Linked DNA regions of Homo sapiens: region 1 is linked to region 2. Evidence: read pairs that join two places in POLR2A ChIA-PET (ENCODE). Cell type or tissue: Panc1. All regions are shown on one strand. Links, peaks and the distances in the headings refer to the core of each region. The heading gives the core; the rest is flanking DNA. Region 1 has its middle 13 kb from the start of F2RL1. Region 2 overlaps S100Z (S100 calcium binding protein Z).

Region 1 (5,376 bases), core at 196-5,195, 51 kb after region 2:
TCAGGCAATCCACCTGCCTCGGCCTCCCAAAGCGCTAGGATTACAGCCATGAACCACCGCGCCTGGCCCTGTTTTCTCTTATAAAATGGGGATATGTTACCTGCCTTCTAAGAACATTGTGAATATTCAAAAGGCTAACGGGCTATGGGCTCTGCCACTGGGACCCCCTCAAGAGTGCTTAGTACTGATGGGGCTGGTCAGACGCTGTTGTTTGCCTGGAATCCCTGGGGCACCTGAAGGAAAGACAAAGGCCTGTGAGAAGGGGTGGTAAGGAGAGGAAGCAGAGGCAGAGGGGCTTGTAGAACTCAGAGTGTCGGGATATGATAAGAAAGATAACTGAGGGCCACACAGGCCGAGAGAGATGAGTTAAAACAGGTGGGTTCCTGGCAATTTAAGGACAGCTGGTGGGAATGTGGAAGAAGGAGGGTCTGTGAAATCTCTGGGAAGAAGGGTAGGGCAGTAATTCCCAGCTGCTTGGGCCCACAGAAACCAGTTTGGTCCTGCTGTTCAGCTTTTGTAACTGTTCATTAGCATATGAAGGAACTGCCTGCAGAACGCACCCTGGGTCTTTGGAGCTTTGCTGTGTATGCTGGGCCAGGGGTGGGGGCAGGGAGTGAAATGGCTCCAACATCTGCCTGATTTCCTGAATCCAGATCCACCACCAATTCTGGACTCAATAAGAAGGGACTGAATCTCTGTTCCTTTCCCAGCTAAAGCCAAAATTTGTTCTATTTACAATACTTCTCAAGTCCTCAGCTGCTTCTATAATTGGTCTAATACAGAGAGCATAATAATTTTGGAAGGAAAAAATTTTAACAGGTATGGGGAACACAATGAATGGACTAACAACTCTCACTTAATCTTCACTATATCTTATGAAATATAGACAATTCATATCTTCTTGTTAGAAATAACATGATTCAGAAGGGGCTTCAGGAAGCAGATGCCAAACTCTTGACCTTAAGTGGAAGCATTTCTTGCATGTAACGCTAAATGGTTGTGTTATCAGAGCTTCCCTGAATTTTCAGCATACGAAGAAAAATATTAGGTGCTTATTTCTTTGGGGGGAGAATTCAGGCCAATTTTTGACTTTAGAGCCTAATGATGGCAGTCATTCAAGTTTTGGTTCTTGAAAAATTGCAGCCAGGCACTACCTCGTCTGAGAGGTAGAAAGAGGTCGTGGAAGAGTCTGGAGTTGAAAGTGCATACAGTCTCTGTTGTGTTCTGCCAGCTCTAATGCCCAGTCACTTACAACCACATTTCAGCCCAGCTATTCTGAAAGGAAACTCACTTTAGAAATGCAAATGACTCACCAAAGAGTGAGGAATTTTAGTGTCTGACAAGTGAAGTGTGTAGCTTTGAAGACTGGGAGACCTCTGTGTTCTCCCAGGAATACCTCCCAGGGTTGTTGTTGAAGCCAAAGGAGATCAGAACTCTAAATGGGCTTGGTAACGTGGAAGGTACTAAAGGAACTTTTATTTTTATTGCAAAAGTGTTGAGTTTTGAATAGCTCGGGGCCCACTGAACTTAGCCTGTGGAAAAGACAGGTTGTGTAAAGACTCTATTTCATTGGCCAGGATACACAACCTTGGTCTAGAGCTACTCCTATTCTTTTTTTTTTTAATTGTTATTTTTTATTTTTAATAGAGTATAGTGGCATGTTATAGTCCACTGCAGCCTCAAAATCCTGGACTCAAGTGAATCCCCCACCTCAACCTTGAGGTATGCACCACAACACCCAGCTAATGCTTCTATTCTTTTCTTTTCCTTTTTTTTTTTTTTTTTTTTTTTTTTTTTTTTTTTTTTTTTGAGACAGAGCCTTGCTCTATCGCCCAGGCTGAAGTGCAGTGGTGCGATCTCGGCTCACTGCAAGCTCCGCCTCCCGGGTTCACGCCATTCTCCTGCCTCAGCCTCCAGAGTAGCTGGGACTACAGGCGCCCGCCACCACGCCCGGCTAATTTTTTTGTATTTTTAGTAGAGACGGGGTTTCGCCGTGTTAGCCAGGATGATCTCGATCTCCCGACCTCGTGATCCGCCCGCCTCGGCCTCCCAAAGTGCTGGGATTACAGGCTTGAGCCACCGCACCCGGCCTGCTTCTATTCTTAACATCTGATTTTCAGTCTCTACCCCCCATCACTCCCCACCTCTCTGCCCATATTGAGCAGCTCCTTTCTTGGGAGTGGTCCTGTGCTGGATTGAGTTTAGCCAAGGAGACTGCTGCTGCACAGCTCAAAGAAAACCGACCTGCTCACTCCAACAGGAAAGTCCTGGGGGTCAAAGTAAAAGCATCAAAGACTAAGTTAGCGGTGGATGAGCCAAAAGAGGAGGGAGCTATGAAGAGGAGGATGGGAAGAGAAACCAAGATGCAAGATACTACAGAAGTGCGATGCAAATTGCTTATTACTCAGTGCCCAGCAGGCTCCCTAAACAGTCTTCAAAGCTACAGCTGGCTTGTCAGATGCTAAAATCCCTTCTTCCTTGGTGAGTCATATGAGACAAAGTAGCAAATGTTAAGAAGTCATGTTTGCTCATTTCTGCTTGCTTAATTTCTCGAAGCTCCTGACTCTGTGTCTACACACAGCTCTCTGGAAAGATGCTTAGAAGACAAAACAGGACATCTCTTGCCTGAGTCACTATATTCCTTAAAAGATAAATGACCGCAGTGTTTGTCTTTGCCTACACATAAGATAACCTCTGACAAGGTCAGTGATGATGCCTCTGTAATCTATAACCAGTTGTGCTCTTACACCGAAACGTCAATGTGATTCTGCTTGAATGCAACTTCTGAGCAAGTCTCATGTGACTTTGAACATATTGAACCCCCACCGCCTGTATATGGGCCATGGGCTGAGATACTGTGCCCCAGCAGTCTCATAGAACTGCTCCTGGGCTACAGGCCTTGGTCTATAGCCCTCAGTAAGACTTCTGAATAAAACTAACTTTAAATCTTTAAAAGCTTTTGTTGTTTTTTTTTTCCATTGACAGTCATTTCCATCCTCAAAGGGAGTTTTATATCAGAATAACTGAGTTGGACAGAATAACAAAGGCAACTTAGCCACACTGGCTAAGAGCTGGGACTCCTGGGCAAAACTGCTTGGGTTGGAATCTCAACTCCATTGTTTATGAGCTGTGTGACCTTGGGCAAATTTGCCTCTCTGTGCCTCAGTTTTTTTTATCTGTAAATCAGGGTTGATATTAATCATACCTAGTTCTTAGGTTTTTTTTTTTTTTTCTTTATTTTGAGACAGAGTCTTGCTCTGTCACCCAGGCTGGAGTGCAATGGCATAATCTTGGTTAACTGCAACCTCCACCTCCCAGGCTCAAGCGATTCTCCTGCCTCAGCCTCCCAAGTAACTGGGATTACAGGCACATGCCACCGCGCCCAGCTAATTTTTGTATTTTTAGTAGAGATGGGGTTTCACCATGTTGCCCAGGCTGGTCTTGAACTCCTGACCTCAGGTAATCCACCCGCCTCAGCCTCCCAAAGTGCTGGGATTACAGGAGTGAGCCACTGCATCTAGCAGTTCTTAGATTATTATACTAATAACAGGAGTTAATATTTGTAGGGTGCCTAAAACAGGGTCTGGCACACAGTTTCATTAAAGTAGGTTTTTAAAACCTATTATTGTGGCCAGGTGTGGTGGCTCACGCCTGTAATCCCAGCCCTTTGGGAGGCCGAGGTGGGCAGATTAGCTGAGGTCTGGAGTTCGAGACCAGCCTGACCAACATGGAGAAACCCCATCTCTACTAAGAATACAAAATTAGCCGGTCGTGGTGGCACATGCCTGTAGTCCCAGCTACTTGGGAGGCTGAGGCAGGAGGATCGCTTGAACCCGGGAGGCGGAGGTTGCAGTGAGCCAAGATCGGGCCATTGCACTCCAGATTGGGCAATAAGAGTGACAATCCGTCTCAAAAAAAAAAAAAAAGAAACCTTTTACTGTTATTATTTCATTAATGCATCTCCATGACTAGATAAAAGCTCTGAGAGCAGAGGCTCGGTCTGGGTTTGCTTATAATTGCGTATCCAGTGCTTAGCACAGCGTGTGGTAAGTACCCAACTATTTGTCTTATGAACAAATGGACAAAGGGAACCTCCCGAACCATTCCCAGATTCAGACCACAGAAAAGGGTCTGAGCTCCATCCTCACGCCTCCAGGAAGTAAAAAGTCATTCCCACGCATCCAAGAAGTAAAAAGTCACACCTACTAACAGTCGACAATGCTGGAGAAGTAACCCCACCAGCAATGCCGTGACACTGCTCCCATTCTCAGACCCTTGGACTTCTCCTTGTCGTCACCACACAGGATGTGTTCACCACACAGGGGCCCAGCTCTTATTGACTTGGCCGAAGGCTTGGCCTCTGAGTCAGGAGTTTCTGTCCAGTTTCAGGTGTGGGCCAAGTATCGCCTTGTCCTTGGTCTCCCACACTCTTGTGAGAGTGGGCAGAGGGTGTCCCACACTCTTGGGAGAGCTGGTGGGCAGAGGGCCGGCCTCCCCTCTCTGGCCTCCCCAGACACCTGGGAGCTGTCTGCAGAGGCTTGGGGTGAATGTATGTGTAATAAAGAGAGAGCCCTAGCCCAAAGTTTGTTACTATTATAAAGATGTTGGCTTCTCTTCCCAACTGTCAAAGTGAACAGCATCTGCAGGACCCCACTTTGCCCGCTGCAACAGAGGGCTCTAGTTGGAGCCAAAGTAACAACATTCCACGGTTCACTATATCCAAGTTACCTTTGACAAAAAGCCTTCTGCATTGTATGTAGCACCTGGAAGAAATAAATACCAACACTTAGACATTCCATTGATTTTTTTGTTTTGTTTTGTTTTGTTTTGTTTTTTGTTTTTGAGACGGAGTCTCACTCTGCCGCCCAGGCTGGAATGCAGTGGTGCGATCTCGGCTCACTGCAAGCTCCGCCTCCCAGGTTCACACCATTCTCCTGCCTCAGTCTCCCAAGTAGCTGGGACTACAGGCGCCCGCCACCACGCCTGGCTAATTTTTTGTATTTTTAGTAGAGACGGGGTTTCACCATGTTAGCCAGGATGGTCTCGATCTCCTGACTTCGTGATTCACCCACCTCTGCCTCCCAAAGTGCTCAGATTACAGGTGTGAGCCACCACACCCAGCCTGACATTCCATTGATTTTAAGATTTATTCCAGTTTCACCATGTTGACGTTAAAATATGAAAAAGATGCATCTTAAAGTTGATGCAAACAGCAGCATGACAACATACAGACAAAGCAGGAAGGAATGGGAAGCGGTCAGAAGAGAATGTCCACATGTTCCCCCAACAGAGGTGTCCACGATGTACCCTGCCCTCCCTGTTTTGACAATGAGTGAACTGCCAGTGCACCCATCTAAGCCCGCCTCATGCTACATG
Region 2 (5,376 bases), core at 310-5,309:
TTTTTTGTATTTTGAGTAGAGATGGGGTTTCATCATGTTGGCCAGGCTGGTCTCAAACTCCTGACCTCAGGTGATCTGCCCACCTCAGCCTCCCAAAGTGCTGGGATTACAGACGTGAGCCACTGCCCCCGGCCGAGGCTTCTCACTTTAAACAGAGCTGGATGCGGTCCTGAGGGTAAAGATCCTGCATTATTTGCTTTTCTTGGGAGCTTTAATACTACCTGTCTCCAAAAGACCTCGATTCTAGAAAGAGCATTCTCTTGTTTTCAATGTGCTAACTCCTTCTTTTCTCAGCAGTTCAGACATAGTTGTGTGGTGGTGAAAGCAGCTCCGAATCCTAATCTTAGTCAACACTGGGTTCCAAAGTTCCTGTAATAAGGATATATTCCTCCTATCTTGATTTCACTCCTAATTATATGAGCATCATATGTTCTAATATTTACATCTCTCCAGCCAATGCAAACTCTCTGGCTATAATTTAATAATCTTTCAGATTATCATCATCATTATTATTATTTTGAGACACTGTCTCGCTCTTTCACCCAGGCTGGAGTGCAGTGGTGCTATCTCAGCTTACTGGAACCTCCGCCTACTGGGTTCAAGAGATTCTCATGCCTCAGCCTACTGAGTAGCTGGGATTACAGGCGTGCACTCTCATGCCTGGCTAATTTTTTTTGTATTTTTAGTAGAGACAACACTTCACCATGTTGGCCAAGCTGGTCTCAAACTCCTGACCTCAAATGATCTGCCTGCCTGGGCCTCCCAAAGTGCTGGGATTACAGGCCTGAGCCATCCAGCAGGGCCTCAGATTATTTTATAGTCTGTGTATCCACCAAGTTAAGATATTTCTCTTTGGAAGTTACAGTGTTTCTTTTGTATCATCTCTCTATAGGGATGTGAATTGAAAAACTCCCAATCTTAATCATTTATAAACATAATTTATCATTGTGAAATAAAAGTTTAGAAGCTAATTGTGAAGACTTTGTGTTTTAGACTGTGTAACAATTAGCCCCCACCCTACTTGTCATCGTCCAGGCAGGACAATGGATGATGGGCACGCTGGACTTAAGTTGGATCAGCCATTTCCCATCACCCCCTTTTTTTTTTTTTGAGACAGGGTCTCACTCTGCTGCCCCGGCTGGAATGTAGTGGCATGATCTCAGCTCACTGCAATCTCTGCCTCCCAGGTTCAAGCGATCCTCCTGTCTCAGCCTCTCTAGTATCTGGGACTATAGGCAAGTGCCACCACACTCAGCTAAATTTTGTATTTTTAATAGAGGCGGGGTTTCACCATGTTGGCCAGGCTGGTCTTAAACTCCTGACCTCAGGTGATCCACCTACCTTGGCCTCCCAAAGTGCTGGGATTACAGGTGTGAGCCACCGCACTTAGCCCATCATCTCATTCTTGACATGTTCCCTAAGCCAGTTGGTGCCATGACTGGACTGGCAAGAGAAGATGGCAGAAGCCTGAAATGAGTGTGGTGGAATCCCTTGCACTCTCACACACTTCTGGAACCTCATTTTGATAGCCTCAGGAGAGGGGCTCCCTGCCTTATACCTTATATCAAAAGATAACTGACAAAGCAAAACTGGTTCTGGCAGTCCCATCTTTTAGCAAGTACAGGCTTTATCACTTCTGTTTAAATAAAAACTTCCCAGAAGCCACTTTTTAAGTTAGCTAAGGAAAACGGTAGTTAATACCAAATAAGAAAGAAGTTCCTAGTAGCTCATGGAGTTACATTTTATTATAAACTTATTAATTACTTCTAAAAACTCTTGGGTAAGAAATTTCTTGTAGAAGACTGCAGCTTTGGTTATTAAAACAAGAATAGGGCTGGGTACGGTGGCTCATACCTGTAATCCCAGCACCTTGGGAGACCAAGGCAGGCAGATCACTAGAGGTCAGGAGTTCAAGATCAGCCTGGCCAACATGGCAAAACCCCGTCTCTCCTAAAAAAATACAAAAATTAGCTGGGGATAGTGGCACATGCCGGTAGTTCCAACTACTCAGGTGGCTGAGGCATGAGAATTGCTTGAACCGGGAGGTGGAGTTTGCAGTGAGCTAAGATCTCATCACTGCACCCCAGTCTGGGTGGCGGAGCAAGACTCCATCTCCAAAAAAAAAAAAAAAAAATGGGGGCAGGACGGGAGGTGGGGGCAAATCCTACCCAAGACAGTTCTGACAAAATGCCATCTCAGAGAGTATATATATGGAAGCACGGGTATCACTTGATATGTGCATCCTCATATTACTGGGCTGTATTTTATACTGTTCCCTATTCCTACCTTTCTAAAAGCCTCTATTCACTTGGTTTCTGTGACTTTTCTTTCTTCTTTTTTTTGAGATGGAGTCTTGCCTGTTGCCCAGGCTGGAGTGCAGTGGCGCAATCTCGGCTCACTGCAACCTCCACCTCCCAGGGTCAAGCGATTCTCCTGCCTCAGCCTCCCGACTAGCTGGGATTACAGGCACCTGCCACCACGCCTGGCTAATTTTTGTATTCTTAGTAGAGACGGGGTTTCACCATGTTGGCCGGGCTGGTCTTGAACTCCTGACCTTGTGTTCTGCCTGCCTTGGCCTCCCAAAGTGCTGGAAAGGCATGAGCCACCATGCCCAGCCTCTGTGACCTTTCACTATGCTGGATTTCCTCCAAGTTCTCTAATTCTTCTTCCTTCATGTTCTTTACTAAGCCACAGCCTTATCTTTTAAGAACTGCCCTTTGGATGTGAGCCTTCTCCAGAGCTCTACATAGTCAACCTAGGCAATTTCATCTACTGTGATGGTTTTACCTATAAATTAAATTATTTCAATTTTCAACTCTACTTCCCCAATCCTAACCCAAGGCCCCTGAGAGTCGTATCAGTACAATTTTATTTCCACTCACCTGGAACATAGACTTAAAACTTCTTGCAACATGCCAGTGTTTTTCATAGCCAGCTATTGCCTATCTTGCTTTTATACTTAAACTCTTCCGAAAAAATTAAATTGTTTGTGGCTTCCGGTTCTCTTTCTTTGGACTTGAATTTGTTATGGCTATACTAGTTACAATACTTTTGTCAGCAAGCGTATTAGTCTGTTCTTACACCACTGTAAAGAAATACCTGAGACTCGGTAATTTGTAAGAAAAGAAGGTTAGGCCGGGTTTGGTGGCTCATGCCTTTAATCCCAGCACTTTGGGAGGCTGAGGCAGGTGGATCGCCTGAGGTCAGGAGTTTGAGACCAGCCTGGCCAACATGGCAAAACCCCATCTCTACTAAAAATACAAACATTGGCCAGGTGTGGTGCCATGCACCTGTAGTCCCAGCTACTCAAGAAGCTGACGCAGGAGAATCGCTTGAATTTGGAGGTAGGGGGTGCAGAGGTTTCAGTGAGCCAATATCATGCCACTGCACTCCAGCCTGGGTGAAAGAGCAAGACTCCATCTCAAAAACAAAAAAGTAAAGAAGGTTAATTGGCTCACAGTTTCACAGGCTGTACAGGAAGCAAGCAGCTTCTGCTTCTCAGAAGGCCTCAGGAAATGCTCAGTCATGGCAGAAGGCAAAGGGGAAACAGACACATCTTATGTGGCCGGAGGAGGAGGAAGGAGGAGGAAGAAAGAGAGGGGAGAGGTGCCACATACTTTTGAACAACCAGATCTCATGCTAGCTCATTCACTCACTTTCATGAGAACAGCACCTTGGGGATGATGTTAACCCATTCATGAGAACTCCACCCCCATGATCCAATCACCTTCCACCAGGCCCCACCTCCAATGGTGGGGATTACAATTCAACATGAGATTTGATGGGGACACAGATCCAAACCATATCATTCTGGCTACTCCAAATCTCATGTCCTTCTCACACTGCAAAATACAATCATCCCTTCTCAACAGTCCCCCAAAGTCTTAACTCATTCCAGCATTAACTCAAAAGTCCAAAGTCCAAAGTCCAAAATCTCATCTGAGACAAGGCAACTCCCTTCTACAAATAAGCCTGTAAAATCAAAACAAGTTAGTTACTTCCAAGATACAACTGGGGGTATAGATATTAGGTAAATACTCCTGTTCCAAAAGGGAGAAATCAGCCCCCAAAAAGAGGCCAGAGGCCCCACACAAGTCTGAAACCCAGCAGGGCAGTCATTAAATATTTTAAAGCTCCAAAATAATCTCTTTTGACTTCATGTCTCACATGAAGTCTCAGGGCACACTGCTGCAAGGGGTGGACTCCGAAGGCCTTGGGCAGCTTGGCCTCTGAAGCTTTGCAGGGTACAGCATCTGTTTTCACAGGCTGGCATCTGTTTTCACGGGCTGGCATTGAGTGCCTGCAGCTTTTCCAAGCACAAGGTACAAGCTGTCCTTGTATTTACCATTCTGGGGTCTGGAGGACAATGGCCCTCTTCTCATAGCTCTACTAGGCAATGCCCCAACGGGGACTCTGTGTGGGGGCTACAACCCCACATTTCCCCTCCACACTGCCTTTGCAGACGTTCTCTATGAAGGCTCCATTCCTGGGGCAGTCTTCTGCCTGGACACACAGGCTTTGCCATACATCCTTTCAAATCTGTGCAGAGGCTTCCAAGCCTCAACTTTTGCATTCTGTGCACTCACAGGCTTAACACCATGTGGAAACCACCAAGGCTTACAGCTTGCAACCTTTGAAGTGGCAGGAACTTTGAGCCATGGCTGGAACTGGAGCTGGAACTGGAATGGCTGAGATGCAAGAAGCAGTGTCCCAAGCCTGCTTACACAGGGTAGGTGATGGGGCCCTGGGGCCTGGCCCATGAAACCATTCTTCCCTCCTAGGCCTTTGGGCCTGTGATTGGAGGGGCTGCCTGGAAGATATCTGAAATACCTTTGAGGCCTTTTCCCATTGTCTTGGCTATCAGCATTTGCCTTCCTTTCAGTTATGCAAATTTCTGCAGCCTGCCTGAATCCTTCCCCTGAAAAAGGGCTTTTCTTTTTTAACACATGGCTAGGCTGCAAATTTTCCAAACTTTTACACTCTGTGTCCCTTTTAAATATAAGTTCCAGTTTCTGGTCATTTCTTTGCTCCTGTAACGGGCATAGGCTGTTAGAAGCAGCCAGTCCATATCTTGAATGCTTTGCTGCTTAGAAATTTCTTCTGTCAGATACCCTAAATCATCACTCTCAAGTTCAAAGCTCCACAGATCTCTAGGGCAGGGGTACAATGCCTCCAACTTCTTTGATAAATGCACAACAAAAGTGACCTTTGCTCCAGTTCCCAATAAGTTCCTCATCTCCGCCTGGCCTTCCCTGTCCATATTACTATCAGCATTTTGGTCACTACCATTCAACAAGTCTCTAGGAAGTTCCAAACTTTCCCTCATCTTTCTGTTGTCCTCTGAGCCCTCCAGACTCTTCCAACCTGTGCCCGTTA

The links. Peaks named below come from ENCODE experiments on the same cell type or tissue, not always from the same donor. Only the 100,000 strongest peaks of a DNase experiment are listed, where the experiment ranks them.
Region 1: POLR2A ChIA-PET joins it to region 2 with 12 read pairs; 7 of 35 experiments call an interaction of 5 or more read pairs at or near these places.

The regions. Positions count from the first base shown.
Region 1 is chr5:76,803,419-76,808,794 of GRCh38, reverse strand. No RefSeq gene overlaps it. Among named protein-coding and RNA genes, the nearest start is that of F2RL1, 13 kb to the left of the region's middle. RefSeq lists enhancers at 344-927, 2,092-2,673, 2,674-3,257, 3,861-5,060. In Panc1, for the core only: no CTCF peak of the experiment used is centred there; DNase peaks (open chromatin) are centred at 1,296, 2,594 and 4,278; H3K4me3 peaks cover 1,500 bases; H3K27ac peaks cover 4,461 bases.
Region 2 is chr5:76,854,257-76,859,632 of GRCh38, reverse strand. All of the region lies in intron 1 of S100Z (S100 calcium binding protein Z), which reads right to left. Among named protein-coding and RNA genes, the nearest start is that of S100Z, 6.9 kb to the right of the region's middle. RefSeq lists an enhancer at 3,476-3,625. In Panc1, for the core only: no CTCF peak of the experiment used is centred there; no DNase peak of the experiment used is centred there.